Regions from separate parts of the Mus musculus genome. Here region 2 is linked to region 1. Evidence: chromatin loops called from intact Hi-C (ENCODE). Cell type or tissue: heart. All regions are shown on one strand. Each heading gives the region's core, and the rest is flanking DNA. Links, peaks and the distances in the headings are about the cores only. Region 1 holds the start of Cttnbp2 (cortactin binding protein 2). Region 2 overlaps Cttnbp2 (cortactin binding protein 2).

Region 1 (2,911 bases), core at 269-2,768:
CTATACATCACACATCACAAAGCACATGCTGGAGTTGGTTTATCTTGTGCTTGAAATATCTTGCGGGCACAAAGGGGTGTTTTCTAAGTAGATTAAACAAACTATCCACCTTCCTGGGGGAGAAGAATAGAGTTCTCCCACACCTCCACTTCCCCCCTCCTCCTCATGGAGAACAGGACAGTCCATAATTTCAACTCCCAGAGGGACTTGTTTTAATAGACCCTTTCTCCCTTGTCACCGAAAGAAAGTAGCTCACAAGGGAAAGGCTTCATTTGAAATATCTTTAAAGTTCTTATTAGCAAAGAATGGAAAACTCAATTTCCCCCAAAAGCTCCCCAAGCCCAGATTCTTCCACTTTCACGATGGGGATTAGTGGTGCCCCTTCCCCTCCCCTCCTCTCGTGTTCTGCCTTTTGCAGCTATCAACCCAAGTACCTTCCTCCACATCTTTTTTTTTTTTTTTTTTTTTTCGTTCCAAGCCAGAGGTGGGAGGAAATTCAACAGCTCAGGTTGTTTACATCTGTTCCTGCCCTCTGCTGCCCAGACCCGGATTTGGATCTGGAGGTGGAAGACACTGAGGGGTTGTCCATGCGATACTCAGCTCACTCAGTCCCACTCCTCCAAAAGAGCTGTTGGATTTGGCCAAGAGTGGGAGGCGCTCCCAGACCTGTCTTTCTTTGCAGGTCTTTGCAGCTTTAGCAAGAGCTGCTTCCTCAACCTGCAAATATTTTCCAACCTGGCTTTGTGGGTCAAGACCCCACAGCAGGGTAAGAAGAGAATGTCTGTGCATGCAGACATTTAGAGTATCAAAGAAGGGAGCAGGTACGAGCCTAAGCAAGTCAAGGCGCCAGGGAAAGGGAACAATGTTTTGACACCGGGTTCAGAAAACCCAGTTCAATCCCGCTTTAGCTAGGGAAGAAGGTCCCTACAGATGACTGAGCGAGTGGCAGTCAGCTAGTACCCAAAGTGCAGGCGCTACGGGGCCTCTCTCACCAGTCTCCCCAAGACACATGAGCCCCCCCCCCCCCCACACACACACACAAAGAGCATCCCCACACCTGCCTAGCGATGGTTCACCTTCCCGCCTCTGCTACCCCAGGTCCCCTGAGAGGTGTCAGGCACCCCGAGACTGGCGTTCGCTCCGCACCCCGGAGAGGTGAACAATGGAGACTGAGATACCCCGCGAGTGAGCAAAGGGGTCACCAGGGACGCGTGTGGTGTCCAGAAGGACCGACAGGCCCCTAGTACCCGGGGGTGGGGGCTGGCGTTTCCCCACTTGAGCCCGCTTCTGGCCCTGGGGACACTACGGGGAAGGGACACACGAAGGGCACACCCCGGGGAAGGAATGGGTAATCAAGGGAAGAGGAACAGGAGAGAGGGGATATCCTGGAGAAGGAAGGGAAACCCTTGGGAAGGGAGACCTCGGGGAGTTAAAGGAGCACCCTAGAGAAAGACAAGGCATCCCAGGAAAGGACCGGGCACCCCTAGGGGAGTGTCCAGTGGGGACCCTGGCACCAACCCCAGCCCGCGTCTACGCGGTTCCCCGCGCCCAGGGAACTCGGTTACCGCCGCCTCCGCCGTGGCCCCCTCCGTGTCACCCGGGGTGCGGGACAAGTCGGGCTCGCAGCTCGCGCTGTCCGTCGCCATCTTCCTGCTCTAGCGGATCCGAATGCGAGCTCGGAGCGGCGGCGGGGTTCAGCTCTCTCGGCGCGGGCGGTACTTAACCCGCTGCTGGCTGTGGCCGCCGCGCTCTCAGCCCGGGAGCTCGGCCGCCCCCTCCCGCCTCTCCGCGCCGCCCCTGCCGCTTAACCCTGTGCGCGCTGGAGACGCGGCGCCCCGCCCACCCGCTAGCCCAGTCGCTCCCACGGGACCAAGAACCAGCACCAGAGATGCGCGGCCTCGCGCTGGTGTCGAGGGGACCAAACACCGGGGGATGCAAAAGAAAGCAAGCTTCCTCCCTCGAGGCGACGGGCTGGCCAAAATCTTTGCTTAGACAGTGGGGCACAAGCCGATCTGGAGGCCAGACTCCTGGATGTGAAATAAATCTAAAATTGAGCAACTGTCCCTCACTTCCACTAGCTCCAATGAGGTGCCTTCCTTAATATTTGCCAGCCCCTGTCGCCTGGACACGTCTATCCTCTTGGTTTGTACACCCGGCTTTGTTTTATCGCATCTTCGATGCTAGTTCTCTCTCAAACCATCAACTGAAAGTCTGAACTCACAGCTAAAAGTCCCTGTCCAGCTGTTTTTAGCGCCCTTCCTCCGCAGGTACCTATCTGCTCGGGTTTCTTTTCAAAGAAGGTGGAATCTCCCACCACCACCCGCCCCAAGCCTGAGGTCTGTTCTGAAAAACCACCAGGTATCCAGTAATGTCTTACTACTTTTGAGAGAACAGGAGTTTCTTTCGTACAGATGAGAACACAAGGATACACACACAGACCTTTGTCAAAAATGATCATATGGAAATGCATGGCTGGAGTTTATATGAATGAGTTAGGCCCAAGCAATTAATCTCCTCTTCTCCTGCCTCTAATTCTGTTCTCATCCTTTCCTGCCAAGTCCCAGAATCTGAAAATCTATCACCTTATTGAGACCTTATGGCAAAGACCTCCCCAAATCTCCAGATCTCTAACATTTTTTTTTTTTTTAAATTTTGTTCATTGAAAGCACATAATCAAATGGAGGCATTCAAACTCTGTCTCCCTGAAGCCAAATCAACGCACCATCCAATCCCACGCTTGATATTCTGGAAGGTGGGTGACTGGAATGTTCAGTACATGGAGTATAGCCTTGAAAACAAGCAAGCAAGCAAGCAAACAAACAAACAAACAAAATGACTAAACAACAAGATCCCAGCCTGCTCTCATTGACAGGACCTGACACCTTAACTGTTCATTTTCCGAACTGGATCC
Region 2 (2,911 bases), core at 158-2,657, 92 kb before region 1:
AATGGAGTGAACTTTATCCTAATGAGATTTTATATGCAATGATAATGGTATTAATTAATTAGTAATGCACTGAAAAACACTGCAGCAAACCAGTGTTACTAACTGAAATGATCTGAATATTTTAATGCCAAGGATTCCAGAAGGAAAGATTCTAGGTAAAAAGGAAAAGGTAGCAACGTGGAAAAAGCAAAGCCCAAATACGTTCATTAGCTATCTATGGGCCTGTGCTCAGGAACTTCTGAGTGTGGCGGGATTCCAATCAGTGTTGGAAAATGGTTCAATTAAGATCACTGAGGCCATTTTCTAGAATGAATTGCTCTGCCCCACCCCCTTGTCCACTTGGCTGGTTTCTTGAGTCATCATAAGCTCACGGCAGTGGAGCAACCTCAATACCCTCTGAGACTGCAGTTCCCCAAGCCTATCTCCAGATAAAGGGAACCTGACCTCTGGTGGGGAGGCCCCACCTGCCTAGCAATCATGCCCAGCAAGGGAAAGGAATGAATTTAAATTTGACAAGCATGGTTCTAGGGGGAAAAAAATCCCCAGTCCCCTCTCAGACTCTCATTCTGACACACAGGTGGGTCTGCCTACAACATAGAAACTCTTGTTTGTCTTTAAAGATTTTATCAAATAATTGATTTGTGTTGGGGCTTTGGTTTTTGGTTTTTGTTTTTGTTTTTGCCTTTATATTGTTGTTTTAAGATCATTTTCATATAGAATTCCATATTGTTATACTAAATATATTTCAGTAAGCTATAAAACTTTTTGTTTTTTAATATGTGCTTTGAGAAAAGGTCTTACTATGCATCTATCCAAGAACTTGATATTGTTTTTTGCCTCCCAAGTGCTGGAATTAGAGGCATTCAGCACCACTGCACTGGTTTTTGTTTTGTTTTGTTTTGTTTTGTTTTGTTTTGTTTTGTTTTTATAGTGATGATGTAAAGACTAAGACTATTAGCCAGTAAGTAAGGCACCATCTCAATGTGTACTAAGTACTGTGAGCTTTTCCTAAGCTGACCCTTGAGGACTTTTTCTCTCCTTCTGGATTTCATGCCAGTAAAATTCAGTTGACCAAGATAAAAACCACACAGGCAGTTAGTTAACTAGAACCGGGCATGATCTGCCTTGCAGTCAGGAACAGCAGATCCCTGCTTTCTTCTGCAGGGGGATGACCCCTACTTAGGCCACAGAGAAGAAGTGCCCATTAGCTTCCTAATTTACAAATTCCTAACAGTGTTTCTAGGAAAAAAAAACAAGACCAGACAAAAACCTTTCAACATTCCACTTTCTCTTACTACCTAAGCATTAAAAGGCATAAGACATAATTACACACCCACCCCAGGTTACTTATCAATTATACAGTGTGTTGTCGTATTGTGTAAACAATCTGCTCAGCCCAACAAAGCTAGCTTCCGGGCGCTGATCTGCGTTCTCAGCAGGATGCTGTTTAACCTTCCATGTTGAACTTCTTACTCAGGTTAATGATGCAAAATTCATTTATCTTCTAGCAATAAGATAGCATTTTGTAGTGAATACATCCAAACATCCATTTCTTGGATAAAATATATAAAATAAAGAAATGTGAAACTAAACTACCCTTTTCAGATTTTCTTTTTAAAAGGAGGATCTGGGGAGATGGCCAGATCCTCTTTGGGAACTAGGCATGCAAGTGGCTTAGACATGCCTATAAGCAAAACACTCATACATGTACAATAAGAACTTTAATTTAAAAAACTAAAATTTATTAAAAACTTGACATCGAGTAAAAATAATACTGGAGATTTGTTTTGTTTTTAAGCTCTAACAATAATTTACAATGGAAAATACTCATAGCTGGCCTTGTTACCTTTGCTAATATTAATACCTAATGATTGGTTCTTGTCTGAGAAATTACATAATGGCATCAAAGAATAGTATTTGTTCAATAATAAAAACTTACACGTTCATTGTCTTCTCTAATTCTGAAATACTAAGAGCACCAAAATTCCCCTCTTTTTATGTTTAGTCTCAGAATTTGAATGACTTGCGAGGGAAAACGGACCAGAATGTTAATTAGCAAGGGAGAGACTCAGAGGTCACTTAAAGCAGGATCCTAAAGCGAAAGCACAACGGAAGAGTGGGTATCCATGCACAGTTGTCCTTCAGCATTTGTGGGAGGCTAGTTTCAAAGCTCCACCGTGCCTTCTTTACCATGGCCTGTGAATTTCTAGAGATGGTCACATCCCTCATACAAAACACCGTAGCATTTACATAGTGCCTACACGCATCCTTCCACACACTTAAGTCTCCATCCTACTTATAATGTTGTCTACAGTGCGAAAGCAATGTAGCCATATACTGCTTTCTACAGGGAACAATAACAAAGAAAAGAATCTGTACCTGTCATATGTATGCATGTATAGTAGATATATGCGAGCTATAGTATATATATATGCCTAGTTTTCAGACACAATATAAATAACATATGTCGGGGAACACTCTCCCAAAAGGGTACTTACTCTGGTTTTTATGCTCCGGTCAGTGCCAGCTTCCAGCAGGAGTTTGATACATTCCTTATTTCCATTTTTACAGGCCAAGTACAAAGGTGTCTGTCCTCCAGCAGCAGAGTGATTAATGTTGGCATTGTATGCAGTTAGTAATTCTATACATCTGTACATAGAATTATGATTAGTTACATACAGATGAGGCATCACCTGGAAAGGGCTCCCTGAGCAGGTATTAAATCCAGATAACATGCATGACCAAGCATTCATATTGACGTGTCAATTATTTCATTCAGACCTTCTGTACATTATTGGCTTGCTATCACTTTCATATGACTAAAAACTAAACTTTAGTCTCAAAATTTATGAAAACATAAAATTGTCCATTTACAAATGTTCAAACCTAGTTCAGGATCCTTCTTACCAAC

Evidence for each region. Hi-C counts contacts between places; a loop is a spot of excess contacts. Peaks named below come from ENCODE experiments on the same cell type or tissue, not always from the same donor. Only the 100,000 strongest peaks of a DNase experiment are listed, where the experiment ranks them.
Region 2: it touches region 1 in a loop (2.3-fold over the local background); 6 of 42 quality-filtered maps call a loop at or near these places.

Annotation. Positions count from the first base shown.
Region 1 is chr6:18,513,090-18,516,000 of GRCm38, forward strand. It overlaps Cttnbp2 (cortactin binding protein 2), which reads right to left and starts at 1,780. Exons shown (of 23, transcript NM_080285.2): 1 at 1,566-1,780. The coding sequence starts at 1,646. In heart, for the core only: no CTCF peak of the experiment used is centred there; a DNase peak (open chromatin) is centred at 1,742; H3K4me3 peaks cover 2,122 bases; H3K27ac peaks cover 1,585 bases; H3K27me3 peaks cover 98 bases.
Region 2 is chr6:18,421,333-18,424,243 of GRCm38, forward strand. It overlaps Cttnbp2 (cortactin binding protein 2), which reads right to left. Exons shown (of 23, transcript NM_080285.2): 7 at 2,499-2,649. Among named protein-coding and RNA genes, the nearest start is that of Gm40356, 13 kb to the right of the region's middle. In heart, for the core only: no CTCF peak of the experiment used is centred there; no DNase peak of the experiment used is centred there.